Regions from separate parts of the Homo sapiens genome. Here region 2 is linked to region 1. A link is a loop called in an ENCODE intact Hi-C map of the cell type or tissue named here. Cell type or tissue: Panc1. All regions are shown on one strand. Links, peaks and the distances in the headings refer to the core of each region. The heading gives the core; the rest is flanking DNA.

The links. Hi-C counts contacts between places; a loop is a spot of excess contacts. Peaks named below come from ENCODE experiments on the same cell type or tissue, not always from the same donor. Only the 100,000 strongest peaks of a DNase experiment are listed, where the experiment ranks them.
Region 2: it touches region 1 in a loop (4-fold over the local background); 2 of 110 quality-filtered maps call a loop at or near these places.

What each region holds. Positions count from the first base shown.
Region 1 is chr13:50,504,474-50,520,427 of GRCh38, forward strand. The region is part of intron 5 of DLEU1 (deleted in lymphocytic leukemia 1); the gene reads left to right. Among named protein-coding and RNA genes, the nearest start is that of DLEU1-AS1, 15 kb to the right of the region's middle. In Panc1, for the core only: a CTCF peak has its summit at 8,514; no DNase peak of the experiment used is centred there; H3K4me3 peaks cover 1,782 bases; H3K27ac peaks cover 7,902 bases.
Region 2 is chr13:50,312,295-50,328,248 of GRCh38, forward strand. The region is part of intron 2 of DLEU1 (deleted in lymphocytic leukemia 1); the gene reads left to right. Among named protein-coding and RNA genes, the nearest start is that of DLEU2, 190 kb to the left of the region's middle. In Panc1, for the core only: no CTCF peak of the experiment used is centred there; a DNase peak (open chromatin) is centred at 8,099; H3K27ac peaks cover 7,894 bases.

The sequences.
Region 1 (15,954 bases), core at 5,233-13,232:
ATGCCTCCAGCTTTGTTCTTTTGGCTTAGGATTGACTTGGCAATGCGGGCTCTTTTTTGGTTCCATATGAACTTTAAAGTAGCTTTTTCCAATTCTGTGAAGAAAGTCATTGGTAGCTTGATGGGGATGGCATTGAATCTATAAATTACCTTGGGCAGTATGGCCATTTTCACGATATTGATTCTTCCTACCCATGAGCATGGAAGGTTCTTCCATTTGTTTGTATCCTGTTTTATTTCATTGAGCAGTGATTTGTTGTTCTCCTTGAAGAGGTCCTTCACATCCCTTGTAAGTTGGATTCCTAGGTATTTTATTCTCTTTGAAGCAATTGTGAATGGGAGTTCACTCATGATTTGGCTCTCTGTTTGTCTGTTATTGGTGTATAAGAATGCTTGTGATTTTTGCACATTGATTTTGTATCCTGAGACTTTGCTGAAGTTGCTTATCAGCTTAAGGAGATTTTGGGCTGAGATGATGGGGTTTTCTAGATATACAATCACGTCATCTGCAAACAAGGACAATTTGACTTCCTCTTTTCCTAATTGAATACCCTTTATTTCCTTCTCCTGCCTGATTGCCCTGGCCAGAACTTCCAACACTATGTTGAATAGGAGTGGTGAGAGAGGGCATCCCTGTCTTGTGCCAGTTTTCAAAGGGTATGCTTCCAGTTTTTGCCCATTCAGTATGATATTGGCTGTGGGTTTGTCATAGATAGCTCTTTTTATTTTGAGATATGTCCCATCAATACCTAATTTATTGAGAGTTTTTAGCATGAAGAGTTGTTGAATTTTGTCAAAGGCCTTTTCTGCATCTGTTGAGATAATCATATGGTTTTTGTCTTTGGTTCTGTTTATATGCTGGATTACGTTTATTGATTTGCATATATTGAACCAGCCTTGCATCCCAGTGATGAAGCCCACTTGATCATGGTGGATAAGCTTTTTGATGTGCTGCTGGATTCGTTTTGCCAGTATTTTATTGAGGATTTTTGCATTGATGTTCATCAGGTATATTGGTCTAAAATTCTCTTTTTTTTTGTTGTGTCTCTACCAGGCTTTGGTATCAGGATGATGCTGGCCTCATGAAATTAGGGAGGATTCCCTCTTTTTCTATTGATTGGCATAGTTTCAGAAGGAATGGTACCAGCTCCTCCTTGTACCTCTGGTAGAATTCGGCTGCGAATCCATCTGGTCCTGCACTTTTTTTGGTTGGTAAGCTATTAATTATTGCCTCAATTTCAGATCCTGTTATTGGTCTATTCAGAGATTCAACTTCTTCCTGGTTTAGTCTTGGGAGGGTGTATGTGTCGAGGAATTTATCCATTTCTTCTAGATTTTCTAGTTTATTTTCATAGAGGTGTTTATAGTATTCTCTGATGGTAGTTTGTATTTCTGTGGGATCAGTGGTGATATCTTTATCATTTTTTATTGTGTCTATTTGATTCTTCTCTCTTTTCTTCTTTATTAGTCTTGCTAGCGGTCTATCAATTTTGTTGATCTTTTCAAAAAACCAGCTCCTGGATTCATTGATTTTTTGAAGGGTTGTTTGTGTCTCTATTTCCTTCAGTTCTGCTCTGATCTTAGTTATTTCTTGCCTTCTGCTAGCTTTTGAATGCGTTTGCTCTTGCTTCTCTAGTTCTTTTAATTGTGATGTTAGGGTGTCAATTTTAGATCTTTCCTGCTTTCTCTTGTGGGCATTTAGTGCTATAAATTTCCCTCTACACACTGCTTTGAATGTGTCCCAGAGATTCTGGTATGTTGTGTCTTTGTTCTCGTTGGTTTCAAAGAACATCTTTATTTCTGCCTTCATTTCATTATGTACCTAGTAGTCATTCAGGAGCAGGTTGTTCAGTTTCCATGTAGTTGAGCGGTTTTGAGTGAGTTTGTTAATCCTGAGTTCTAGTTTGATTGCACTGTGGTCTGAGAGATAGTTTGTTATAATTTCTGTTCTTTTACATTTGCTGAGGAGTGCTTTACTTCCAACTATGTGGTCAATTTTGGAATAAGTGCGATGTGGTGCTGAGAAGGATGTACATTCTGGTGATTTGGGGTGGAGAGTTCTGTAGATGTCTATTAGGTCTGCTTGGTGCAGAGCTGAGTTCAACTCCTGGATATCCTTGTTAACTTTCTGTCTTGTTGATCCTTCTAATGTTGACAGTGGGGTGTTAAAGTCTCCCATTATTATTGTGTAGGAGTCTAAGTCTCTTTCTAGGTCTCTAAGGACTTGCTTTATGAATCCGGGTGCTCCTGTATTGGGTGCATATATATTTAGGATAGTTAGCTCTTCTTGTTGAATTGATCCCTTTACCATTATATAATGGCCTTCTTTGTCTCTTTTGATCTTTGTTGGTTTAAAGTCTGTTTTACCAGAGACTAGGATTGCAACCCCTGCCTTGTTTTGTTTTCCATTTGCTTGGTAGCTCTTCCTCCATCCCTTTATTTTGAGCCTATGTGTGTCTCTGCACGTGAGATGGGTTTCCTGAATACAGCACACTGATGGGTCTTGACTATCCAATTTGCCAGTCTGTGTCTTTTAATTGGAGCATTCAGCCCTTTTACATTTAAGGTTAATATTATTATATGTGAATTTGATCCTGTCATTATGATGTTAGCTGGTTATTTTGCTCGTTAGTTGATGCAGTTTCTTCCTAGCCTCGATGGTCTTTACAATTTGGCATGTTTTTGCAGTGGCTCGTACCAGCTGTTCCTTTCCATGTTTAGTGCTTCCTTCAGGAGCTCTTTTAGGGCAGGCCTGGTGGTGACAAAATCTCTCAGCATTTGCTTGTCTGTAAAGGATTTTATTTCTCCTTCACTTATGAAGCTTAGTTTGGCTGGATATGAAATTCTGGGTTGAAAATTCTTTTCTTTAAGAATGTTGAATATTGGCCCCCACTCTCATCTGGCTTATAGAGTTTCTGCCGAGAGATCAGCTGTTACTCTGATGGGCTTCCCTTTGTGGGTAACCCAACCTTTCTCTCTGGCTGCCCTTAACATTTTTTCCTTCATTTCAACTTTGGTGAATCTGACAGTTATGTGTCTTGGAGTTGCTCTTCTCGAGGAGTATCTTTGTGGCGTTCTCTGTATTTCCTGAATTTGAATGTTGGCCTGCCTTGCTAGATTGGGGAAGTTCTCCTGGATAATATCCTGCAGAGTGTTTTCCAACTTGGTTCCATTCTCCCCGTCACTTTCAGGTACACCAATCAGACGTAGATTTGGTCTTTTCACATAGTCCCATATTTCTTGGAGGCTTTGTTCTTTTCTTTTTATTCTTTTTTCTCTAAACTTCTCTTCTTGCTTCATTTCATTCATTTGATCTTCCATCACTGATACCCTTTCTTCCAGTTGATCAAATCGGCTACTGAGGCTTGTGCATTCATCACGCAGTTCTCGTGCCTTGGTTTTCAGCTCCATCAGGTCCTTTAAGGACTTCTCTGCATTGGTTCTTCTAGTTAGCCATTCGTCTAATTTTTTTTTCAAGGTTTTTAACTTCTTTGCCGTGGGTTGGAACTTCATCCTTTAGCTTGGAGTAGTTTGATCGTCTGAAGCCTTCTTCTCTCAACTTGTCAAAGTCATTCTCCGTCCAGCTTTGTTCTGTTGCTGGTGAGGAGCTGCGTTCCTTTGGAGGAGGAGAGGTGCTCTGATTTTTAGAGTTTCCAGTTTTTCTGCTCTGTTTTTTCCCCATCTTCATGGTTTTATCTACCTTTGGTCTTTGATGATGGTGACGTACAGATGGGGTTTTGGTGTGGATGTCCTTTCTGTTTGTTAGTTTTCCTTCTAAGAGTCAGGACCCTCAGCTGAAGGTCTGTTGGAGTTTGCTGGAGGTCCACTTGAGACCCTGTTTGCCTGAGTATCAGCAGCAGAGGCTACAGAACAGTGGATATTGGTGAGCAGCAAATGTTTCTGCCTGATCGTTCCTCTGGAAGTTTTGTCTCAGGGGAGTACCCGGCCATGTGAGGTGTCAGTCTGCCCCTACTGGGGGGTGCCTCCCAGTTAGGCTACTTGGGGGTCAGGGACCCACTTGAGGAGGCAGTCTGTCCGTTCTCAGATCTCAAGCTGCCTGCTGGGAGAACCACTACTCTCTTCAAAGCTGTCAGACAGGGACATTTAAGTCTGCAGAGGTTTCTGCTGCCTTTTGTTCAGCTATGCCCTGCCCCCAGAGGTGAGGTCTACAGAGGCAGGCAGGCCTCCTTGAGCTGCGGTGGGCTCCACCTAGTTCGAGCTTCCCGGTTGCTTTGTTTACCTACTCAAGCCTCAGCAATGGTGGGCGCCCCTCCCCCAGCCTCACTGCCACCTTGCAGTTTGATCTCAGACCGCTGTGCTAGCATGAGCGAGGCTCTGTGGGCGTAGGATCCTCCGAGCCAGGCACAGGATATAATCTCCTGGTGTGCCATTTGCTAAGACCATTGGAAAAGCACAGTATTAGGGTGGGAGTGACCCAATTTTCCAGGTGCCATCTGTCACCCCTTTCTTTGACTAGGAAAGGGAATTCCCTGACCCCTTGTGCTTCCCGGTTGAGGCGATGCCTTGCCCTGCTTTGGCTCACACTGGGTGCACTGCACCCACTGTCCTGCACCCACTTTCCAGCACTCGCCAGTGAGATGAGCCCAGTACCTCAGTTGGAAATGCAGAAATCACCTGTCTTCTGCATCGCTCACGCTGGGAGCTCTAGACTGGAGCTGTTCCTATTTGGCCATCTTCACTATAAAACCTTTTGAATACAAGTTTTATTTTTCTTATTTCAGATTTCTTATTTCTTATTTCCTTAGCAAAGTCCAAATCCTTTTTTTTTTTTTTTTGATACAGGGTCTCACTGTTGCCCAGGCTGGAATGCAATAGAGCAGTCATGGCTCACTGTAGCCTTGACCTCTTGGGCTCAAGCAATCCTCCCACACAGCCTGCTGAGTAGCTGGGACCACAAGTGTGTGCCATTATGCCTGGCTAATTTTTAAACATATTTTCAGAGATGAGGTCTCCCTATGTTTCCCTGGCTGGTCTCAAGCTCCTGAGCTCAAGCCATCTTTCCTCTTCAGCCCCCCAAATTGTTGGGATTACAGGCCTTAACCACCTTGCCCAACTCAGTTTTCAATATTTGCTAACCACTTGTATTGTCTCTTGAGGACTATATGTTCATATCATTTACATATGTATTTATCTTTTGGATCCTACAGCTTTATTTAAATATTAATTATGTGACTTAGTTTCTGTGACTATTTTTTTCCCATTTGTTGAGTAATTTTTAAGATTGTTTAGTCTCTTATGAATGGAGTAATTTTTTATTTTTATATACAAAATCTATAAATCTTCTAGTTTGTGATTTCTCCAACTTGATTTTAAAATGTTAGATTCAATGACATAGAAAAAATTCCTTGAGCACAAAGCTGATTTCTAGACCTTAGAGTAGGAGCCTACAAGGGTTTTCCCTCTCTTTTATCAAGTTGAGAGAGAAGGGAAGATGACACATGGGACTGGTATGAGGGCCTTTAAAATCAGAGCAACCAATGCCAGAGAGATTGATGGTATTCTTGAAGGGAGTGGGAGGAGGCAATTAGAACACTTAGGTTAATTGCACTGGATGGATAAGGAATGGCAAAGTGGAGTGGCCCAGCCATGGCATTCCACCTAGTTAGGCTGCAAATGATCACACCTGAGCTACTCTGCTGTGTCTCTTCTTCCCTACTCAGGGAAATCTCCAGCCCTCTCTGGTTCCCACCCCCAGCTCTGTAGTATTACTATAGTGTCTGTAACATCAGCTGTAGCTGGGCATAAAATGATGCAACACCAGCCTGTCTCTGCTTCTCATGGGTTCAGGAAGTGGTCTTTCATTTATCATCGACCACTTAGTACCAGCCACCTACCGTGAGAAGCAAAACAGACAAGAAGGAAAGAAATGGGCAGATTGGGGATATATTTTGAGGGTATACTTGAGAGGATTTGTTGAAGGATTGGAGGTAGTGTATGAGAAAGATGAACAAGGATGTTCTCAAGACCGGAGCAAGAAGTTGCCATATCCTGAGATGAGATAAGTAGCAGGAGAAGAAAGTTTCAAGGGTGGTAATCAGGAGATCAATTTCTGCACACATTAGGTTTGATAGGCCTTGCGATGTCCAAATGGAGATACATGGGCCTGAAGGGAGATTATGGGGCTGGAGTTCAGAAGGGAGATCCAGGGTGGAGATTTGTCAACAAATAGGTGGATGACAGCATCCAGGAGACAGAGTGACTAGAAAAGTAAAGAGGATGGAAGAATGAGTGCTGGGACTTTCCACTGGCACATAATTTAGAGGGCGAAAAGACGAGAATAAACCAGCAAAGGTGACGGGGGAGCAGCAACCAGTGAGGTAAGGGGAAAGCCAGGAGAGTGTGGTGGTATCCTGGAAGCCAAGGGAAGAAAGTTTATCAAGCAGGAAAGAGTGATCTGCTGGGTTAAATGCCGCTTAATGGTAAATATTGAGTGTCAACTTGATAGGATTGAAGGATGCAAAGTATTGTTCCTGGGTGTGTCTGTGGGGATGTTGCCAAAGGAGATTAACATTTGAGTCAGTGGACTGGGAGGCACAGACCCCACCATCAGTCTTGGTGGGCACAATCTAATCAGCTGCCAGCACAGCTAGGATAAAAGCAGGCAGAAGAATGTGGAAGGACTAGACTGGCTGAGTCTTCTGGTCTCCATCTTTCTCTTGTGCTGAATGCTTCCTGCCCTCAAACATCAGACTCCAAGTTCTTGGACTCTTGGACTTACACCAGTGGTTTGCCAGGGGCTCTTGGGCCTTTGGCCACAGACTGAAGGCTACACTGTCAGCTTTCCTGCTTTTGAGGTTTTGGGACTCAGACTGGCTTCCTGGCTTCTTAGCTTGCAGATGGCCTATTGTGAGACTTAACCTTGTGATCATGTGAGTCAGTTCTCCTAACAAACTCCCCTTCATACATTCATCTGTCCAATTAGTTCTGTCCCTTTAGAGAACATTGACTAATACAGTGTGACAGGTCAAGCAAGTGATAGGCTGAGAATTGACCTCTAGATAGAGCAAATTATTGGAGACTTTGATAAGAGCAGTGTCAGTTGAGTGGTGAAGGCAAAACCCTGAGACATGGGTTCAAAAGAGGATGGAAGGAGGAGAAATTGGGGCTGTACAGAACTGGGGCATAAAAATGGCCTATATCTGAAAATAACTCCAAAAATTTATTATTAAAATTAATTTCATTTGTTTCTTTTTAAATTTTTTTCATGTGGCTACTAGAAAAATTAAAATGACAGATGTGGCTCACATTATATGGCTACTGGACAGCACTGATATAAATTATGCTTTTCATAGTTTTATCATAAAGGGGACCAGAAGATGGGATGGTAGCTGGTGGTGAAGTGGGGTAAAGAGAAACTTTTTTCCCCTGAAATGGGAGAATTGCAGCATGTTTGTATGTGGGAATAATATAGTCAAAAGTAGAAGTTGATGATGCAGCAGAAGAGACAGGGGACAAATGATGTCCTGGAGTAGGTGAGTGCATTTGGGTTCCAGCGCATAGGTGGAGGGTGGCCGAAGGGTTATGGACTGTTCATACAGAGTGACAGGAGAGGAAGCAGAATGTGAGGTTTGCAAACAAAGGTGAGTATTTATGGACATGGGAGTGCTTGGAAGTTCCTCTTTTGTAATCTTAGTGACATAGGGAGCCAGTCTTCAGCTGAGAAAAGAGGATGGGGGAGGAGGTTCTCTTCTGACATACACTATAGACCACAGAATTTGGAAAAAAAAAAAAAAAGCTTGCTACTAGGTCACTTAGAAGACAAGGAGGGGACAATGTAGGGTGTAGGGTACTTCGGATTTGCTGGTGGTTCATTACCGGAAACAAAAAATGAAACAACCCATTGGAGACATGTTCCCACTCGGTCATCTTGTCTCCTTCGTTTCTTGGATCCCAGTTTTTTTGTCTGTCTGTTTATTTGTTTGTTTTATCAAAGCAGAAAATAAAAACTCCAATTCTCTCCTCCTCAGTTTGCTTGGTGTTCAACATAGTTCCTCCTGCTGCGGGCCAGCTTGGTTTCTTTAAACTTTAATTGCCACAAAAACGTTTGCACTCAGAGCCCTAAATCTTCCAAGTCCTCCTTTTGTGTTTCTTGTTTTCCTCCTCTTTTTCTGCCTTCAGGAAAGAAGTGAGATGATGATGGCTCTGTCTCAGCAGCTCTCGGGGGGACCTGCAGGCTGGGGAGGCAGCTTCTCTCTGCAATTTGGCCGCTCCTGGACTTGTTGCAGCCAGGCTTCAAAGAGAAACCACCGCTTCCTCCCCGAGCCCCACGCCAGCCTCAGAGGCAGCTGGGCCTATTGAAACATTCAAGTTTCACTTCAGGCTACTTTAAACATTTGCTTTATTCCAAAACAGCTAAACTTGGAGTTATTTTCAAATATAGGCCATTTTTATGCCCCAGTATATTGTGTGGTTTTGAAGGCTTTTTTCATATCATTAGCTGCAACCCCCAAAGGTTAAAAATAATGATTAAGTAAAATCTTTACACGGATTCCTCTGCTCCCTGGAGGGGACACTGGGCAGTGTCCAAACTGCCAGACAAGCCAAGCTGTGACAATAGTGACTTAGCTTGCGACTCTTAGGGTTGTCCAAATGATTATATTCTTGTGGGGAGGAACGTGAAAGGGGGCTGAAGAGAACAGTGTAAGACACAAATTTGGTTTGGGGTTTGGCGAGGATCAAGATTTTTAAAATGGCTCGTGTGCTGAATTCATTTTTTTTTTCTTGCTGTCTTAGAGTAACAATCACATAAACATACTCTGAGTTTATTTTCTGTGAAATAGTTGCAGTTCACCTTTCAGCTGATAAGCATCTGCCCCTAGAAAACCATAAAAAATGGAAGAGTTTACAAGAGGTTGTGAGTTGGCACAACCAGGCAGGGGAGGAGAAAGCACTTAGGACAAGTAAATATTTTACAGCACCTATATTTTCAGACTGTCGCTGCTTCCAAGGCCAGCCTCCTCTCGCTCCTGGCTCACTGCTCCTTTCCCTTACTTTTCCTGGGGCTTGCTTTCTTTCTGTCTTCTTATTTTTTTAATCTCAAAGTTAATATTTCCATTTAATTCTACCTGCTTCCTCCAGTAGTTAACATGCTAGTTAGCTATTTAAACATTTTATAGATTTCTCTGAGCTTGTCATAATTATTTTCTTGGCTGAGCCTTCTGGAGTCATTCCATGTCAGGAGACAGTCTGAAATAGAAAGACAGCAACTTTAGGGTGGGTGCAGCTGGGTTACACCTGTTGCTAAACAAAACAGGATTTATGAAAACATAAACTAAAACAAGTAAAGCAAATCAGAAAAAAAAGACAGTAAGCAGCCTGCCCTGGTAAATTGCATGCTTCTTTTACTGTTGTCCTCTTTGTGTGAGAGATTTGTTTGGGTTTTGGAAGGGACACTTCAATGCACAACCTCTGTAATCCTCAATAAATTCAGTTAGGGTGAAGCAAATCATACCAAGAGGAGGCTCCTAAGTCAAACAGAATGATTTTTTTTTTGGCGCTAAGGGGTGTTTGAATTTTGACAGCTTGTTCTACATTTTAACAATGGAAGCTATGATGGAACAAAACATATTTCTAGACATTGTTGCTTTTTATTTTTAGTGTAGGGTTAAGTGTTAGTGTTAAACATTTTTTGAAAATAAATAAATTTTCTCAATTTTTATAATGCTGAAAAATTAATGACCATATGGTAAAATACTCTGACTGTGGGTGGAATGCAAGGCATCGAAGGACATTACCTAATGGAGGTGGGCGTAGTTTTCCTTGACTCCATAAAGGATTTTAAAATCCAACTGGGCTTAATGTTCCATCTAAATCTGCATTCCATGGCATCATGTCGGTTCACCATAAAAATTAGAGAAAGTTTCTATTGATCAAGAAAGAAGAAAGAAAGAGAGAAAGAAAGAGAAAGAAAGAAAAAAGAAAAGGAAGAAAGAAAAGGGAAGAAAGAAAGAAAGAAAAGAGAGAAAGAAAGGAAGAAAGAAAGAAGGAAAGAAAGAAAGAAAAGAAAGGGAGGAAGGGAGGAAGGAAGGAGAGAGAAAAGAGACATAATTGCTCTATTGTGAAGATTAATCAACTTTATAAAGGAATAAAAATATTTCATAGGGACGTGGTAAAGATTCTTTTGTGAGGGTTTCCCACTTTCTGCTGGAGTGTATAGACCACTTAAGGTAGTCACATCAGGAAAGGGTGAGAACTTTGCCCTTGGACAACAAGAAGATTTTCTTTGCATTTTTTTCAAGAGGCCCAGTTTTTCAAGGGCCTATGACAAAAGTCTGGAGGTAATGAGAAAAGATGCAGACGTGATGATTAGAAAGCTGGTTCTCAGTGTTTGTTTAGTGAATATTAGATTGAGCTTTTCCAGCGTTTAACTCTTGCAGTTAAGAGTTAAGAGTGGTAAGGGGAGCACTGAGTGCTGATTCAAAGGCCAGATAGCATTTTGCAGCTGTGGGGCTACGCACTGGGCCCTGGCCAATGCACCTCATCCCTGCTTTTGCTGGATTTTAACAGGCACCACAGGACCCTTGGCTGCTTAGGCAGCCAACTTTGCTAAATTGCTTCATGGTTTCCATGATGTGAGCTGAAGTCCACCACAGCTAGGTTGGCATCTTTGCATTCATTTCCTTCATGTCCCATTGTAAGTTAAGTCATAAACTGGTACTTCAGACAGTAAAAAGATGGTTCCTTGCCATGCATACTTTGATCTTACTCTGGTGGGAATCATTCCCTTGCCTTATAACTGGCATCTGAACTGATGATACCAACTTTGTAAATGTTTTAAATTTTTGTGGTAAAAAACACATAACATAAAATTTACCATCTTAACCATTTCTAAGTGTACAGTTCAGTAGTGTTAAGTATGTTCATATTGTTGTGCAGCCAATCTCCAAAACTTTTTCATCTTGCAAATCTAAAACTATATACCTCTTAAACTACAATTCTCCATTCTCCCCTTCCCCAAGCCCTGGCAACTACCTTTTTATGTTCTGTTTCTGTGAATTTGACCACTCTAGATAACTTTTAAGTGGAATTATACAGTATTTTTCTTTTTGTAACTGGTTTATTTCACTTTGCATAATGTCATCAAGATTCATCCATGTTGTAGCATGTGTCAGAATTTCCTTCCTTTGAAAGCCTGGACAATATTCCATTGTATGGATAGGCCACATGTTGTTCATTCATTCCTTGAGGGATACTTGGTTGCTTCTACATCCAACTCTATATTTTAGTATTCAACATAATCTGAGGGGTGATATTGTTCTATTAATATTTCTATAACTATTTGTCCCATGACCTCAATTGTTAATAACTGTTGATATGAGGCATCTTTGCCCTCCCAAAATCCCTTTACTAATGTTAAGACAGAGTATCAAACTTGAAATAAGGCAGTAGAATAGCCTCAGTTTTCACGGTCTTGTAAGAGCATTTTCTAAAAGACCTACCCAAAGATGACCTGATTCTCTAGGGGAATGTATCTTATTTGACATATTATTTGTTACTAATTAAGGCTCAGACTCTATGAGATGACATGCTAATTTGTAGGATTTTATTCAGTAGTGATGCAAGTGATTTTGGTCTGGTAAAAAAAAAAAAGGATGACTTTAAAGGTTATACTTTTATTGCCAAGTATAGTATTAACTAGTGTTCTGTCTAACCCAGCAATCTTATTCCAACATTCATTCTCAGATGCCCGCATATATTTAGTTTCTCAAATACTCTTTGCACTGGTTTTATCATTCTGCTCGTTACCTCATTAATGAATTACGTAAATATTTGCCACATGCTTATGTTTATATGCAAGCCATAGTTATAACTTTAAAAAATTATGTTTTGAATTTCTTTCCTGCCAGAGCAGCCAGCATAAATAACTGCATTCTTCATTTCAGTGAAGTTTTTGTTGCTAAGCCATAGAGGGGCCAGGTGATGTCAGAACAGTTAAGCATGAGACCTACACTAGGAAAAAGTAGGAAATGGCTTTCTGCTAAATGTAATTATAGAATAAGTTCTTTTTTTTTTTGAAAGAAGACTGACCAACAACACAACAACAAATTTAGCTTATAAATATGTTCCAGCATTTTAATCTAATACAAGGGCAAAGTAAACCTCTGTGTTGATGTTTGGGCCGAAAACTACCAGCCTCCTCAACTCAACTATGCAAACATCAGGCCAGGAGGCTGCAGAGACCTCAAGGTGTGTTTCCCAAAAGGCATAGTAGAGAGGCTAGCTACACTCACATAGATCTGCAGTTGCAACAGAGGATATAAAAAAATAAATAAAAGGCAAAGTTTCCATAAACTCTGCATTTTCATACCCACCTGCAGCCAAACCTTCTTAATGTGGAGATGTGCCTGTTTCTTGCAAAGGGTTTACTATTATGGTTCTGCTCTGTGCTGGAAAAGTGCAAATGACTATGGACAGCATGCCAAAAAACAGTCCCTGCTGATTCTTTTCAACTCAGGGGCATGTGTGTGTGCACATTTGTGTGTGTGTGTGTGCATGCCTGTCTGTGTGGGGGGTGTTACTATACCATACAGACACACAGCCTGCCGTTTTAAGTGTCCCAGAGATCAATTTATTCAACATTTAGTGACGAGAGGTAGCTCATTTAAAGGGTTAGTCCCTAAAGATTAGGAACTGATTCTCAAGAATGGAGGTAATATATCTTGGTTGCCTTCTAATTCCCAGGTATTCCTCAAAGACAGACCAGCATAAATTAATCAATGCCTCTCTGAATTCTGCAAAATTTGTTTTTTCTTTTGTCCCACGTGAGAGTGAATGTTAAGATAAATGGTTATTTCTGGACTAAAATTAAAGGAAGTTGAGAAAAGCAAATGATGTATTTCAGTGAGTTAGTAGAAGGCCAGAGGGAATTCTGTTAAAAGCCTCCCCTACAGCTTAATGATTGTCACATTGCAAACTCTACCTTGATAAAAAGAAAAATTTTAAACTATGACCTCCCTTAATTTTCTCCATCTATGTGTGGGAGCTCTCCTCTGTGAGTTCATCTGTTTGAATTTGACTCTGAATGATTCAATCAGCCAGTGTTGCACCATAATTTGGTAGCCCTTTGGCTAAATGCAAAGGGTTGGTGGTCTCACCCTGGGTATATGCAGACATCTCCCTGGCATTGTTACATTACCCTGTGGAGTCAGGGGATGACAGATGAAGAAAATTTCTCTGCTGAAGTTAGTGAGGCCCCCTCCATTTCTAGGAAATCCTTAATTTTGTTCTTACAATTTAACGAATCTCTGCTTTTCATGCAATCTTTGTATTTAGGGTCATTCCAGTCTTTTAAACAAAATTGGTATACAGCTTTTTATGTGGGGTAGTGTTTTCAATTTTCACACTGATGCTATCATATTTCAGGAATAACCACAAGTGGTTAATTCTGTAATTCTTCTAGACATTTTATTTTAAACTTTAAACCTGAGGAAACCATGGTCAGTATCAATAAATGTTGATTGAGTGTCAACTGGGTATGAGCCCTGTCCCTGGCACTTTAACAAGTCTGCTCTGAGAGGTCTGGGTTTCCAAGATGTTCCATTACCTGGTTTAGGAGTCAGATATTTCCCTCAAAGAGGTATTCCTTGTTTCCTGAGTTTTAAAATTATTCTAAGTTCCCAGTTTTTAAAGCCATTATCTGTAAGACAGGAGTGCCCAGTAGTTTTCATTTACTAGGAGCTTATTGTGAGCTAGAAACTGTAGTTAGTCAAGTGTTTTACATGCATTTTTAAATTTTAATCTCCATACCAATCTACTAAATTGGCGCCCTATTCTTCTGAATCCCGTTTTAGAGGTGAGAGCACTGAGGCTTGCTGAGAACATGCCATCAGCTCCAGTGACACAGCCAGCATGGAATCCAGTTTAAATGTGGGCATGTCTGACTCCACAGCCTCTCTGCTACATCATGTGCAGTCTGCTTTTTGATGGCCTTTTGTTAATTCCTCCTTGGTGCCCTGATATTTCAGAAGTTATATGTCATTTAGTTACACATTTTAAACCTTAGGAAACCAAGTCTGCATCAACATTTACTAAGTATTGACTGGCTCTGCATTTAATGTTTTACACGTCCGTTTTGCATGGTCAGGATGTCCAAATTATTTCATTAGCTCATTATTTTGGTCATATGTATTTCTGAAGGGGACTATAATAATGAAAACTAGCTTAAATTCCCAATTATTCAGGCTATTTCATTTAAAGATGAGAACAGCTGGCAGTTTCAATTCCTCAAGTGTTGAAAAATTGTGGAAAAGAAAAACCCCAAACCAGCGTGTTAACAAATGGCTTAGCGAATGAATCGGAGGGATTGTGTTCTCTCTGGCCGTTTCTGGATATCTTCTGTGTGTCTCCACAATCTGGGTGCGGTGTGATGTGTTGCTCCACGGAGAAACCACAGTTGAAAGAATAAACAGGGATGACAGAATAAACAGAATAAACCCTGAGTGTGGGGGAAGCTTTGCAAGTCAGGCTCCTTTCACTCACATGCCTGGCCTTCTGGGAATGGGCCCAAAGTTTTCTCTTTGGGAACTGGTGTAAACGGCTTATTGCAGCCAGTTTGTTTGGTTTCTCATTGACTGGTACAGGGTCCTGGGCAGGCACTAGCAGAATGAGGCTGCCTTTGGGGGAGCCTCGCAAACTGGGCACTGCTCAGTAAACAAACACATGCACAAATGTGCTGAGGAAAGTGGGGACCCGGCATGGCACACACGCATGAACACACACACAGACTGAGGGAGATGATCTAATGGAGAAGAAAAGAATTTATTGTTGTTGATCATTATGGATTCCACCTCCAATTCAATGACACATTTTTCTGAAAAGATTTCCATTCTTTTGTTTTTGTTTTATTTTTAGTTTTAGTTCTGGGTATGTGTACAGGATGTGCAGGTTTGTTACATAGGTAAACATGTGCCATGGTGATTTCCTGCACCTATCAACCCATCACCTAGGTATTAAGCCCAGCATGCATTAGCTATTTGTCCTAATGCTCCCCCTCCCCAACCACATCTGCCAACAGGCCCCAGTGTATGTTGTTCCCTTCCTTGTGTCCATGTGTTCTCATTGTTCAGCTCCCACTTACAAGTGAGAACATGCAGTGTTTGATTTTCTATTCCTGCATTAGTTTGCTGAGGATAATGGCTTCCAGCTTCATCTGTGTCCCTGCAAAGAACATGATCTGTGTCCTTTTAATGGCTGCATAGGATTCCATGGTGTATATGTACCACATTTTCTTTATCCAGTGTATCACTGATGGGCATTTGAATTGATTCCATGTCTTTGCTATTGTGAAAAGTGCAGCAATGAACGTATGTGTGCATGTATCTTTGTAATAAAATGATTTATATTCCTTTGGGTATATACCCAGTAATGGGATTGCTGGGTCAAATGGTATTTCTGGTTCTAGATCTTTGAAGAATCGCCACACCATCTTCCACAATGGTTAAAGTAATTTACATTCCCACCAATGGTGTAAAAGTGTTCCTAAGATTTCCATTTTATGTTTGTCAAGCACTCTCCTTGGAGGAAGACTAAAGGCACACACTGTCCATAAGAACTGAACAATCAGTGCTGTTAAGTAAGTTGGGTTGAGATTGTGCAAGACCAGGAAATTGAAGAGGCAGTTGATGAAAGTTGTGAAAGGAAAATTGCAGAAAAAATCTTGCATGCCCATGATGGGGGCACTCAGCAGTGGAAACAGCAAAAAGAGGGACCCATTCTACAGCAGAACTGCCTTTTTCAATAGTGCTATTGGGACCTGGGCTCATGTTCTTGCTGAGAAGAGCCACTAATATTACCTGGGAGTGAGTTGAGCCTTAAAGTCCTTGTCTGTGCAGCCCTGTGTTTTGAGCACTTTCCAGATGGTTCAAGAAGTTTGTAGAACTTATTCATAATTTGTGTAGCAAAACAGCTGCATTTTGGAGCCTTGATAGTAGTATCA
Region 2 (15,954 bases), core at 4,668-12,667, 190 kb before region 1:
TAGGTATTAAAATTGGTGAGGGTAAATGTAGTAACTTACTGTTTTCTTCCAACAATAAACACTCAACTCTGGATGACACAGTTGGGGCTTTTTATAATGACTTTGGCAATTTATGGCAGCATGGTATAGTGAAAAGAACATAGCTTCTGGAATCAGACAGGCCTAAGTTCAAATTTGAACTCTGTCACTTACTAGGTGGCCTTAACCTCTCTGAGTCTCAGTTTCTTTACCTGTGTAATGCAAACAATACCCTAACTCCTGGGATTGGGACAAGATTTAAAATGGGAGAACATATGGCAAGCACCCAGTTTAATGCTTGGCACGTAGTATTCAGTCAATGACAGGTATTATTGTTATTGCTCTATTATTAGCCCGTAATTACATTCAAAAGGACATGTATTCAGATAAACATTACTAGCAGCTTGAGCAGGTGATAGGGCATTTGTAATTTAACTTGTGTGCTTATTTCAGACTCAAAAATTACTTTATCTCAGAAGTAAATCAGAACTCCTTTCCCTTCTCACCCTGGACTAGGGGTAGATAAAGGGGTGGGGCTGCTTCACTAACCTTCTGTGGGTTAAAGACTAAATGAAGACTTTCTAAAAACCAGAATGCTAACAGTGGTTCCCTCTGGTAAGTGGGACTTCAGGTGCTTTTTCCTTTCTTGGTATTATTCTGAAGTCTAAAAAGTCAAGCTATTTTCATTTTGTAAACATAAACCAGACCAAAGATGCGGAATGGTAAATTTTTTTATTTCTTTGAAAACTTCGTTCAGCAGCTGCACACATCCCACCCCCCCACCCCATCCAACCCCACACTCCCCAACCATGTATCCTACTAAGTCGGTCAACTCGGTCCCTGGCTCCTACCAGGGGCATCATGGTGCTGGAAAGGTTTTCTCGTTTTCCTCCAGGCAGGAGGGAACATGATCTACAGGCAATCAATGAAAAGCAGCAGCAAAGTAACGCGGGTAATGTTCAAAAATAAGACAAAACAAAAAACCTAACTGCAAGCTTCAGAATCTGGGAAACCAGCTAGAAGAAGAGAGGGAGGGAAGTGGGGGAAGCAGGACGGATAAAAATACAGTTACAACAAGAAGGAAATGGAAAATAAATAAAGGAAATTCCTTCACCCAAACTAAGTCCCTTGAGGGAGATTTGTTAGAATGGATGGTGGTTGGGGGGCAGGGGAGAGGGGATAAAATTCATGTAGGACTGTACAATTTGTGGGGGATTCTTCTAAAATCATTTCAAAAAGGACAGCCAAGCAGAATTCATACAGGACTCATTTGGATTTATTACTCTCTTTTGCAGTCTACACTTTCTGAAGTGTGGATTTATGAGTTTTAGATCATTTGTTTCCCGTCCCACTAAGGTAAATAGCTCAGTGCGTTTGGTGCATTTATGATTGTTGTGCAGAGGAGTGCAGCTGATGAATTACTTCCTTTCATTTATCTTTTGACCAGAAAATGTATGGTTTTCTAGCAATTTAACTTTTAATCTGTAACATTTTTCTTCTCAGTTTTGTTGCAGGTGCAGTATAGCTGTTTCTAATCTAGGGAGGTTGGGTGGCCCAGAGGTTAGATCTATGCTATCAAATATGGTAGCCCCTGGCTGGTAAGCACTTGAAATGTGGCTAGTCTGAATAGAGATGTGCTACAAGAGCTTAGTGGATTTTGGAGCCTTGGTATGAAAAAAAGAAAGTAAACTATCTCATTAATAATTTTTATATTGATTTACATGCTAAAATTATAATATTTTGGTCAAAGTGGGATAAATATAATATGTTATTAAAATTAATTTCATCTGTTTCTTCTTCTTACTTTATAAATGTGGCTACAAGAATACTTAAAATTACATATGTGGCTCGCATTTGTGGCTGGCATTATATTTCTATTGGACAGTGTTGAATTAAGAGCAAGAGCTTGGGAAGTTCAAGTCATTTCCTGCCTTATGAACTTGGATAAATTATGAAAACTCTCTAAGCTTCAATTTTCAACTAGTTAAACAGGAATAATAATATCTACCTAACAGGGTTGTAATGATTCATATGTTGTGATTAATATATAATTATATTTATAATAATATAAGTAACATAAACATGTCATTATTTATGGTATTACTTGAAATAATTCCTGTGATATCTGGCAGATAATATGCACTGGGCAAATGCTGATTCTCTTCCTTGTGCATTTTACTTACCACTAGTAAATGTGGCCACTTTGTTTATAATGAATTGTTTGGGATCAGGATAAAGTAGCCTGTACTTGTGTATTTCTCTTCATCTAAAAGATTAGAGTCCTTGACAAATAGACAGTCACACAAGGTCTCAGAAGGGAAGACCACCATTTTCAGCTAGATGGAGAATGAGTTTGTGGCTGAACATTATACCTGTGGCATCTCCCATATATCATTAGCTGCTGTGATTGTTAGACACACTTGGAGGCATTGATTAAAGTTGTTAATCTTTTGAAGTGTCTGAGGTTGTCTTTTAAAGCCCCCACATAAGTTTCTGATCATCTCCAAGAGTTAACAAGTGGAGTACGCCTGGAGATATTATGAAGTAGACAATTAAAAAAACAGGGCCAGTCTCATCACAACTTCTCTTTCTCCTTCTACTCCCTATTAATTTTCAGCCATTAGAGAGTAAAATTATGTGGTTTGGAGTTGGTTTGCCTTTTCAAGCCCCAAGGGATTATAACCCTTAGTTATAGATTACCTTCAGGTGTCAGGTTTTCTTCAGGGATGGCACTCTTTTATGAATAGAACCCCTACCAATAGAACCAAGCACCTGTGAAATCCACCCTCTGTACTGCTCACCCAGCCTTCTCTACTTGCAAGTTGTCCCAAAATGTTACAACTAGGAAATGTGAGTTTTTGGTGGCAACAAAGGTGGGGTTTTTTTTGCCCACAAAAGTGAATTCAAGGGATTTATTTTGGTTTTAAAATTAATATTCACTTTTTAAAGGTACAAATTTGAAAACCTAGTTATTCCTTTAGTTTTTAAACTCAGCTTACAGCTCTTATTATTTTATTTATGTCAACACATTTAACAATCACTCTTAAGATGGGCTTCGAATAATGTTTTAATTTACAAATTGTACTTCTCCCTATTTAACTTCTCTTTACAGTTAAATATTTTGATTTTCTTTAACAAAACTTTTCTGAAGATTTAAATTATGCTTATAAGTTTATAAAATAAATTTATACATATGCTGATTCTTAATTTCTCTTAAATATTCTAATACTATACATAATTGTAGTAAGATTGATGTTTAAAATCACAAGTCTATATGAATTATTCAATGAACAATTTAAAGCTGGAATTACAAGTCTCATCTATTGCTCTCTTAGGGCAAAACTGCTTAAATCCTTTATGCTTACATTCCTTCTAATTCTATTGGGTAAACGACTTTGGAAGTTGCAACAAGATAGATGAATAAATGAGATACGTCCAGAATTCAAAGGGGTTATCATTTTAATATCCATTCAAATTGCATGACCCTAAGACTGGAAGCATATGAAAAGAATACAGCAATCTTTTAAGAGTCTTTAACATAGAAAATATATATGTTATGAGACAATCTCATGGACATTAAAAGTATAATAAAGGAATGCTGTGAACAACTCCATGTGACAAAATTTGATATCGTAGAGAAAATGAACCAATTCTTTGAAACATAAATAATCAAAACTCACAAAAGGGGAAATAGATAAGCTAAATAGTCTTATATGTATTAAAGAAATTGAATCAATAATGAATAACCTCCACCAAAAGACAGCATCAGGACCAGTGAATTCTACCAAACTGTGAAGGAAGAAACCAGCCTTACCCTAATACCAAAACCAGACAATGTACAAGAAAGGAAAACTATAGGCTAATATCTCTTATGAACATAGATGCAAAAATCCTCAACAAAATATTAGCAAATTGCATCCATCAATGTATAAAAAGTAATATATTACTATCATTTGGGATTCATTCCAGGTATGCAAGGCTGGTTCGACATATGAAAATCATTCAATGTAATCAATTACATTAACAGGCTAACCAAAGAAGAAAAATCATACAATTGTATCATTTGATGTAGAAAAGTCATTTGACAGAATCTAACACCCCTTCATGATAAAAATTCATCAAACCAGGAATAAAGGGGAACTTCCTCAGCTTGATAAAGACCGTCTACAAAAATCTCAAAACTAACATACTAAAATGGTAAGAGACTGGATGCTTTCCCCATAAGATTGGGAACAAGAAAGGATGTCCTCTTTCACCACTCCAATTTAAAATTGTACTGGGGCTGGGCGAGGTGGCTCATGCCTGTAATCCTAGCACTTTGGGAGGCCAAGGTAGATGGATCACTTGAGGTCAGGAGTTCAAGACCAGCCTGGCTAACATGGTGAAAACCCATCCCTACCAAAAAATACAAAAATTAGCTGGGCGTGGTGGTGTGTGCCTGTAGTTCCAGCTACTCAGGAGGCTGAGGTGGGAGAATTGCTTGAACCCAGGAGTTGGAGGTTACAGTGAGCTGAGATTGTGTCACTGCACTCTGGCCTGGATGACACAGTGAGACCCTGTCTCGATAAATAAATAAATAAATAAATAAATAAAATTATACTGGAAGTCCTATTTAGTGCAATAACATGAGATAAAAAAATAAAAGTATACAAATTAGAAAGGAAGAAATAAAATTGTCTTTATTCATAGATGACATGATTGTCTATATAGAAAATCTCAAAGAATCAACACAAAAACTCCTGGATCTAAAAAGCAATTATAGCAAGATTGCAAGATATGAGGTTAATAAACATAAATCAGTTGCTTTTCTGTATATCAGTAATAAGCAATTGGACTTTGAAGTTAAAAAAAAAACCCTTTATAATAACATCCAAAAATGACATACTTAGTTATATATCTGAAAAAACTAGGTATAAGATTTATATGTGGAAAGCCATAAAACACTGATGAAAGAAATCAAAGAAGGTCCAGATAAATGGAGAGATATTCTGTGTTCATGACTGGATTGCTAAAATGTCAATTCTTCCCAATTTGATCTATGGATTCAATGCAATCCCAATTAAATTCCATCAAGCTATTTTGTGAATATCAACAAATGGACTCTGACATTTATATGGAGACACAAAAGAATTAAAATAGCAAACATACTGCTGAAAAAGAACAAAGTTAGAGAACTATCCAATTGCCAGGCCTACTGTGCAGCTACGGTAATCAACACATTGTTTTCAAGAAATGACAGATATGGAACAGAATAGAGAACCCAGAAATAGATCCATACAAATATGGTCAACTAATCTTTGACAAAGGAATAAAGGCAATTCGATGGAGAAATAATAGTCTTTGTCATTTCAATAAATAGTGCTGGAACAATGGAAGTCCACATGTAGAAAAAAAAAATGACACAGATCTTACATTTTTGGATAGTTGGTTTTGAGCTGTGATTTTTAGGTTGAAATTTTAATTAGCTTATATTTGGTATAAAATCAAAATTCACCATATTTACAAATTTAATTTATCAGATATATAAGAATTACTTTAAGTACAGAGGAAAATTTGTTGGATAAATACAATTGCAATACTTAAAAAGTATACTGAATATGTTAAATTTATAAATTTAGTTGTAACACTTGAACATTAAGAATCAATATTATCCAAAGAGCTCTTAAAAGTGATTGTTAAAATCTGCTACAGTTACCAATAAAATAATACTTGTAAGCTGAACTTAAAAGTTTAAGGAATAATCAAGTTTCTGTATTCTTTTTTAAATGTGTGACAGGCGTTCAGAGGATCATTTAGAATCCTTGGTTCATAACACATTCTCATCATTGGTCCATTCTTGGTATTTATTTGGTTGGTAACTTTAATAAAATTAACTCACTTACTATTAATTTTTATATCCAAAGTAAACTCTGAATAGTCTTTTCTTTATTCCAAAACTGTCTGTGAGCCCATAAAAATCTCACATATTCATAGGATGAAGGTGGGATGTGGAAAGGGTCTAAAATGTGTTTTCGTGAATAAAAATGATTGTTTAGAAATAGTAGCATTTAGCCTAGTTATTAAAGACAGGACATTTGAGTAATTTAAAAAAATAGATGAAATGGAAAAACACTCACCCAATAAGGTTTCTATTGTAAAAAGGCCAAAGGGAACGACATTCAGAATAAAAAGTCTTATACTTGGAAGTGAACAGATAACTAAATTTAATGAGATGGTCTGGGACACATAGGAACCCTCAAAATGTTACTAGAAGGTTATGGTGAGCCTAGAATATTGAGGGGTGAGTTTGGGCCATCTAGGTGAAAATGTCAGCTAGACAGTCATAGATATAATACTAGCACTCTCGGGGAAATTGGAATTGAGAACACAATGTGGGAACCACCAGCTTAGAGGCAAGAGCTGAAGCTCTGAAGATAGTGAAGGCCTCCCTGGGGGAGATGGGAAGAGAGGAATGAAGGCAGAAGAAAAGTTGTTTTTCTTTCAAATCCTCTATATTTTATATTATTCCCTGCTTCCTTTTCCTCCTGCTTCCTGGGTTGGGATGGGGATATCTCCTCTTGGCTTATAAAATTATCTAGAGACCAGGAGCCACCTTGTAGAGTAGGGGTCCCCAACCTCTGGGCCATGGACCAGTACCAGTCCATGGTCTGTTAGCAACAGGGCCGCACAGCAGGAGGTGAATAGCAGGCGAGTGAGTGAAGCTTCATTTGTATTTACAACCACGCCCCATCACTCCCATTACCCTCTGAGCTCAGCCTCCTGTCAGATCAGTGGTGGCTTTAGATTCTCACAGGAGTGTGAACCCTATGGTGAATGGTGCATGCAAGGGATCTAGATTGCGTGCTCTTTATGAGAATCTAGTGCATAATGATCTGTCACTGTCTCCTATCACCCCCAGGTGGGACTGTTTAGTTGCAGGAAAACAAGCTCAGGGCTCCCATTGATTCTACATGATAAAGAGTTGTATACTTCATTATATATTACAATCTAATAATAATATAAATAAATTGCACAGTAAGTGTAATGCGCTTGTATCATCCTGAACCATCCCCCTCCACTCTGTGTCTGTGGAAAAGTTGTCCTCCATGAAACCAGTCCCTGGTATCAAAAATGTTGGGGATCACTGTTGTAGAGGACACAGAGAGGTTATTTTGAGAACCCCAAAGCTGTTACAAACACACCCAATAGACAGCACACCTATATAACTATAGGTATTCAAGGGCAGTTACTACAAGACAAGTTTTCAGGACCAACTTTTCATCTTTGAGCGGATGCACAGTCCGGACTGGTTTTCTTCCGTAAGAGAGAAAGAGGGAGAGCAAAAGTGAGAACTTTTGGGGCAGGGAGGAAAAGTCAAAGGGGGATGGTCAGGTTCAAGCATGAGGCCCTTGGAGACTGCTGGCCAGGGGTGCTGCAGAGTCACCGTTTCTATTGTGTAAACTTTCCTATGCTGACAGATTGCCTGGTGTGATAACTTCACTCTTGTGTGCAAATACTCTTCCTTAAAGACACATAGAGAAAAGCTGGCCAAGACCCAAGAAATGGCTGTAGAAAGATATTCATTCTCAGGGCATTTCTGAAAACACATTTTCTCTACATTTTCAGCTTTCAAATTGTATAAATTTTCTCTTGACTTCTGACTCAAAAATCTTCTCAAACCAGGCATGTCAGTTTCTTAATTAAAAATGGTGTCTTAGTCTGTGAGGCCTACCATAACAACATACCACAGACTGTGTGGCTTAAACCACAAAATGTATTTTCTCACAATTCTGGAGGCTCGAAGTCTAAGATTAAGGTGTCTGCAGATTTGGTTTCATCTGAGGCTTCTGTCCTTGGCTTGCAGATGGCTGCCTTCTTGTTGTGTCTTCACAGGGCCTTTTTCTCTGTGCCTGAGTATCCCTGGTATCTTTTCTTTTTGTAAGGACACCAGTCCCAATGTATTAGGGCCCATTGTTTTGATCTCTTTAACCTTATTTACCTCTTTAAAGGTCCCATCTCCAAATATAGTCACATTGGGGATTTGAGCTTCAGTATATGAATTTGTGTGTGTCTGTGAGGGGGGAAATAATTCAGTCCATAATAAATAGTAAGCTGAGATTTGTCTACTATGGACTCCCTGTCACACAGTAAGTACTTAGCAAATATTTGTAGAATGAGTCAGGCTGTGACTGGGTAACTCATTTATCAATGTGCTGCCATATTTTTTAAAGTCTCATAAACCTTAGTCAATTAAATAAATTTTTCATTTTGCAAGAGTTGGTAATGATGGCCTAGTAACTTTATAAATGGGCTAAAATCAATATACTTATCTTTAACATGAGCCCTAGAGGGTCAGATCAAGCCATAGTGCAAGACCCTAGTATAATTCCTTTCCTTTACTGAAGTGTTACGCTGGAACAACATTGCAGTGAAGGTTTAAAACTAAATATTGAAGATGAGGTGGTTTTGCAAACTTTCTGGATGATGTGTGTTAAGAGGCACAGAAGGCAAGCATCTTGCTCCCTTCTTACAAAGAAACAGAAGTGGTGAAGTAACTTGCCTAAGGTCTCATGCAGGTGAGTACCAGAACTGGGATTAGAATTCAGTCTTGTGTCACTCCAGGGTGCTGTTTTTTTTCTTTTTTTGATGTGCTTCTTGTTTAGCCCATTTAGCTAGTGAATGTGAAGATTCAAGGAGAAAAGGCTTTTCCTTCTGACATTGAAGTACCTAAACTCTTTAGAAAATCTACTCAGGTGCATTTCATAAATTGATTACAGATGAAGTCCAATAGTAACATTGTTTATATTTGTGAAATCTACCATACTTGTCAGTTTCTAGTTTACAGATTATATAAGGAAATCACTTACATCCAAAATACAATCTTTGCCAGTACACCAGCACAACCTCTTGGGAATCTTGAACTACACATATACTGAATTGATACTGCAAATCAAGTCATTTGCCCAAATGGAAGGATTTAGGGATAAATTCAGCCAACAGTTACATGCTCAGATTCAAGAATCTGAAATAACCACTATATTGTATAGCTAAAAATAAAGCAGTTTGCACAACACTTGGCATTTTCAGTTGACCTAGTCAATACTAGCTAATAATTTTTATAATTCTTGAGTGAAGTGAGTTTTTTCTTTATTTTACATGTACAACTGGAATCCTGAAAAGTTAATAGATTATCTTTTACCTAAGTGCTACAGTAGGTAAGGTAGTATTGATAGTCTTTTACTGAATCTACAAATATTTTTTTCTTGAACATGACATAATTTCTTTTAACAGTTTTATTGAGACATAACCAACAAACAATAAACTGCACATACATATAGTGTACAATTTGATGTTTTAACATATGTATATTCTTATTAAAACTACCACCACAATCAAGCTAATAAACCCACTACTCCTAAAAGTTTTCTTGGGTCCTTTTGAAATTCCTCTTTCCTAGGTAACCATTGATCTTTTTTTCTGTAACTACACATTAACTTGCATTTTCTAGGATTTTATATAAAGTGAAACATACAGCATGTAATCTTTAAAAAAATCTCTTTTCTTTCAGTCAGAATACTTACTTTGAGACTCATCAATGCTGTTGAATATATCAATAATTCACTCCTTTTTATTGTGGAGTAATATTCTATTGTATGATTATATCACAATTTCTTTATCCATTCACTTAATTATGGGCATTTGGGCTGTTTCCAGTTTTTTGCTGTTACAAAAAAAAAAACGCAGCTATGAATATTTCTGTACAAGCCTGTATATGAACATATTTATTTTCCTCTTAGGTAAAAACCTATGAGTGGAATGGCTGGAACATATGGCAGGCGCATGTGTAACATTTTTGAAATTGTCAAACTGTTTTCTAAAGTGATTGTGCCATTTTACATTCACACCAACAGTGTATGAGAGTTCCAGTTGCTTCACTTCCTTAACATCGCTGGGTGTGGTCAGTTTTCTAAATTTTAGCCATCCTAATAGATTTGACTTCATGCTTTATTGTGGTTTTCATTTGCATTTCCCCAAAGACTAATTATGTTGAACATCTTTACATGTGCTTATTTCCAATTGTCTACCTTTGGTGAGGTGTCTATTTGAATGTTTTATTTTTTTAATTGTTTTTATGTTTTCTTCTTAATGAGTTTTAAAATTTGTTCTTTGTGAGATATGTAGTTTATAAATATTTTCTCCTAGTTTTTGCTTGTCTTCTTATTCTCTTGTCAAAATTAAAAGCTTCTGCTCTTCAAAAGTCTATTGAGTTTCAAATTATCAATTTTTTTCTTTTATGGGTTGTTCATTTGGTGTTATATCTAAGAAATCTTTACCTATCCTGGGATCAGAGAGATTCTCTAACAGAAGTTTTATAATTTTAGGTTTTACATTTAGGTCTATATTTCATTTTGAATTAGTTTTTATATACAATTTAAAGTATGGATCAATGTTTATATTTTTGCATGTGGATATACAATTTTTCCAGCACAATTTATAGAAAAGCTTATTATTACTTCCCTGACTTACCTTTGTACTTCTAGCAAAAATCAATTGTTTGTATATGTGTGGACCTATTTATGGACCCTCTATTTTGCTCCACTGATCTATTTGTCTATCCTTATGCCAGTGCCACACTGTATTGATAACTGTAGTTCTATAATAAGACTTGAAATCAAGGCATGTAAGCCCTCCAGTGTTGTTCTTTTTTCAAAGTTTCTTCAGTATTCGAGGTCTTTTGCATTTCCATATGAATTTTAGAATTAAATTCTCAATTTTTATGGAAAAATTTACTTTTGACTATTGAAAAATTGAATTTTGATTGAGATTGTGTCAAATCTTTATAGATCAGTTTGGAGAAAATAGACATCTTAGCAAAATTGAGTCTTCTGAGGTTGCTCATAACCTACCTTATTGGACACAACAAGAAAGAATGGCACTGCCAATGCTGTGCAGCCCCCACTCTGCCCTTAGTATGTCACATGTGGCATCTGATGTTCAGGCTGAGCAAAATGTCAGTGTCAAGTCATATAATAAATTAGTCACAAATGAGCTTAATTCCTTGCCTTCTAAAAATAAAAATAAAGAGAAGATTAAGTTATAGTATTTTCTTCCTATACCCCAGTGTATAATTTTTTCCCGACTAAGTAGACCACTAGTAAAATGCCTTTCTACCTCTAAGATGCTAGAATAGAAAAAAAATATTGTTCCCTGCTCATCCCAATGATCAAAATTACCTTGTATTTTGTGATGACTGCTTTGGATTTCCAAGGCAGTAGCCACCATGTCTCACCTCATGCCCTGCATGACTTAAGGGAAAGAAGAGATCATAGACAACATCTGGCTGTCTAGTAAGTAGAGCTTGACAGTGTCAGAAACAAGATGCGATGCAGCTATTACTTTGTTAGCTATAGTGCTCTGATTGTTATTTGTTGATGAAAGCTGTGGGAAGAAATGGCAATGCATATAAACAGGAGAAATTTAGTTATAATTTATGCTTCTTTAGAAAATGCCAGCAGCAAACATCATTTCCAAAGCATTCAAACCACCTATGACTAATCACAGGATGACCAATGTTCCCCTTGTGACGTGGTAATCAAGTGCGTTGAAGACATTCCACCTAATTTTGAGCATTTTAAGCAGTATGATGCCATGATTCAGATTTTCCTATTGCAGGTGTCCACAATATTTCCAAATTTATGATATTTTGGAGCCTATGCATTTTTCCCTATGGGCATTGATGACCCACACTGAGTAGAATGAGCAATGTGGGTGTTGGATTGCTGGGCAATTCTTATGCTCCCTGGAGGGATCCCTTTCTCAATTGCCACGGCAGCTATTCCAAACCTTTACATTCATTAACATCCAATAAATATTGATGGAAGCCTTCTCCATAACAGAAACTGTACTCCCACCTTCTACCTATGTTTTCTTCATTTTTAGCAGATAAATCAAATTTTTAACTTTTCAACTACACTTTCTCTTTCTACTTCCAAATGTGCCCATTGTCTCACATCTTTTTACTTCTATCCTTTCTATCTCTCAAGAAGACGCATCCTTCTCAAATACATCCTCACCCCCTATTCTCATTCTGGCTGATCTCCTGTGTCTCTAGGAACTTTGTTCAGATATTCTGCTTCCTCTTATTTTCCATCTTTTCAACTGGACCCATCTTTCCAGATTGCAAATCTGATAGTATCTCCCCGCCAGCCTCCCCACTCCCACACACTAAACCCTGCAGTGGTCACTAGTACTCTTAGGATATATTGAGAAAAAATTATTCCATTTGGCCTCCAAAGCCCTACATAGTCTGGCTTCTGCCTGCCTCCCCATTCTTACTTTTTTTTTTTTAGACAGAGTCTCACTTTGTTGCCCGGGCCAGAGAGAGTGCAGTGGCACTATCTCGGCTCATTGTGACCTCCACCTCCGTGGTTCAAGAGATTCTCGTGCCTCAGCCTCCTGAGTAGCTGGGATTACAGGCGTGCACCACCACGCCCAGCTAATTTTTGTATTTTTAGTAGAGACAGGGTTTTGCCATGTTGGCCAGCTGGTCTCAAACTCCTGCTCTCAAGTGATCTGCCTGCTTCAGCCTCCCAAAGTGCTGGGAGTACAGGCATGAGCCGCCATGCGCAGCCTCCATTCTTATTTTCACTCATTCCTCCTCTCTCTGCTCTACACATACTGGATTTTCAATCCCTGAAACACATCTTGGGGTTTCTCCTATCACAGGGCCTTGCACAAGCTCTTCCCTCTTTACTTAAGTTCCACTCATCTTTGCTGTCTTACTTAAGCATAATTTCTGTAGGAAAACCTTCCCTGACAAGTTGTTATTCTGCCAGTTTTTTCCCTGTAGACTCCCATGGCTTGATTTATGTCTTATTCTTAGAATTTGCCATAATTGACATATTCTATTTAGTGAGAATGATTATTTGATTAACATCTGTCTCCCTCACGAAGGTATAAGCTTCAGGAGGGCAGAGGCTTGTCTTGTTGTGCCCACCACTTAATAACAGAGGCTGGGCCAGGTGCAGTGGCTCACACCTGTAATCCCAGCACTTTGGGAGGGTGAGGCAGGAGGATTGCTTGAGGTCAGGAGTTAAAAGACCAGCCTGGCCAACATGATGAAATCCCATCTCTACTAAAAATACAAAAATTAGCTGGGCGTGGTGGTGCCTGCCTGTAATCCCAGCTACTCAGGAGGCTGAGGCACATTTTCTTCCTTCACTTTTTTCTCTTACTACTCTTCTCTCTTCCTTCTTTGTTTTGTTTACTATCTTTTTTCTCTCTTTTTATCACTTTATCTAATAAATACTTATTGGGCAAATGAATGAAATGCTAGTCTTCCTGAGGGTTTTCTGGTTTTTGACTTTTTTTTCTCTTTTTCGTCTGCCTCCTTTTCCTTAGTAATCTTATCCAACACCATGGCTTCACCACCATCCATATCCATAATGCCCCATGATGTCCAGACCTGTATTTTCAACTGATTATCTTCCTGGAATTGTCCTCTAGTTACTTAAACTCAACCTAACTCAAACCAAAGTGGTTATCTTCCTTAAATATTTTTCTTCTGCTTAATCCTACCCTTTGTAAAGTTTGCCACTACCCATTTCAAACGGCTTAAACCCAAAACCTAAGGTCATTTTTCTTCCTTTTCCACAAATACCAAATTCTGTTGATGCAAATGAAATGTCCCTTTCCAAAATCCCCACTTATATGCCCCTAAGTACTATTGCCTAGTTTTGTTCTTCTCTAACTTTTCCAGAAGGAGAACTCTTTTATGTAAGAGGAATATGTAAAAATTATGACATGAGGTGGACGGAAGGGAGCTGCTCTAGCTGAAGGTGGGAGAAGGGATCTGAAAGCAATCCCTTGCCCACTGAGGCAGTACCAGAAGTTGGTATAGTTTGAAAGCTACTAGCCTACGTTACTGCAACACCCTTTAAAAAAACTGCTTTTACATTTTTTTTCACATGTAAAACACAGAAATAATAGAGATTTATGAAATATCTACTATGGGCTAGGCATTGTAGCAGGTGCTGTGAATATAATGGTGATTGAAATCAATATAGCCCCTGCTCTCAAGGAGGTTATATCTAACAGGGATGGCAGAGAGAAAAAAAGCAATTATAACCAAGTGAAGTAAGTGCTATGATGTGGGTGGCAAGGAGCTGCGGGCTATGTAGGAGAAGACCTAATGTAGTGCAGGGACAGGTTGGGGGTGGACCACGGGTAGCTTCCTACAGGAAGAGACTGTTAGGCTAGGACCTAAAAGATGAGTTGGAGTTCAGCAGGTGAAGAGAAGAGAAGACTGTTTCAGGCAGAGGAAACAGCACTGTTGGTTGTTCCAAGGGAGCTAGCTCAGCACTGTAGGGAGAGGAGCGGGAGTGTAGAGTGAGTATTCACGTCAGGGCTCATCTTTAGCTTAAAAAGAACCAGGGAACTCTGGAGAGTCTAGTTCAGAGTATAATGCTTTCTCCATCCCTTTCTTGCCCCGTCCTGCCTGGTTTCTTCTTTCGGCTTTGGTACTCATTGGGATTAGTTCCTCACTGCCAAGCTTGAAGCCAATAATTTGATCTGAAGCAGACGACTTTCAGCAAACCACCGGAAGCCTCCCTGCTCCCCATCTCCATGCGACAACCTCAAATAATTCAGAGCTGTGTAAACCTTGAAACCACCTAAGCCCCACCCAGAGACCTCATAACTCTTAAAAAATTCTTCCTCAAACAGAGGAATTTCGTAGGCTTGTTTGATCTTTTTATGTTGCTGTTTTCAGGATATAACTTTTCTCTTTTCCTCTCAAGCCCGGGCTCTAGGCAGTTATCCAAGAGAAGAGAGGTCTGGAGACTTCAGCCTGTCTCAGGGCACACATCAAGGCAGAGATGAAAATATAGGTGAATAGTCTGGGATATCTTTATGAACACTTCTCAGATGACTTGGCTGAAATCTTTCTCTTACATCAGAACTCAATGGTTTTAACAACACAGTTTGATAAAAAACATTTTCTTTAGCAGTCATGTTACAGTAATTAACATGTAACCTTGGGAACTCTATACGTGATTTAATTCCTCTCTGAACCAATTTTTCCTAGTTTTGTAGACATATCTTGGGTTTCTTTCCAGGTACAAGAAGAGTTTTAAGAATGATGGCCATATGGATTTTCTGTTTAGCAGAATTCTCTATATTTTGAGTATCTTTACCCAAAGGTTAGTATTAGACAGACAGTGAAATGAAAATTAAAATGGAAATAATAGTACAATAGGCCTGCATGTTCTTATCTGAAACTTTTGTGGCCAGATATATTTAATAATTCAAAATATCTGAGATATTAGAAAGATAATATGGTGCCTATATTACATAATATTATAGGTGGGGTCTGGAGTGTGATCACGCATAACATGTCTGATACGGAATATCTGAATATCCACACTGCATAGCATAGCCTCACGTTAGTTCACCAAATGAACTTTGGTGCCACACTTAACAAAAATACCTTAGTTTCCGAAGCATTTTGGATTTTGGAATTGCTGAGAAGTAATTGTATACCTGTCCTTGTCTTGCTTCACTGAGAGAGTTGCTGTATCAAGGGTGTTTAATCAGAAAAATGTTATTTCATCATAAAATGTTATTTTATAGCCTAGCCTAACAGCATTGGAGAATCTTTGTCCCCCTTTTTTTTTTCGGCACATGTCTGTTTGCAAAATCTTTTTTGGTTATAATTAAAGTAATTCCTCTATTGGAAGTTCAATATACTATTCTATGATCTGAGTCATTATTTTACTTTCAGTCCACCAGCTGCTGTTTGCCAAGCTGATTGGCTTTCCAATATATATTTCATTTACTATAGGTTGCAGGGGTATCTCTTTCCAGATGATCTATTGGACATAGTCCTTTATGCCTCTATTACTTGTTTTGAGAAACTTTTCCTAAGTTAGTTGTTTAGTTGACTGTGTTGGTCCGGTG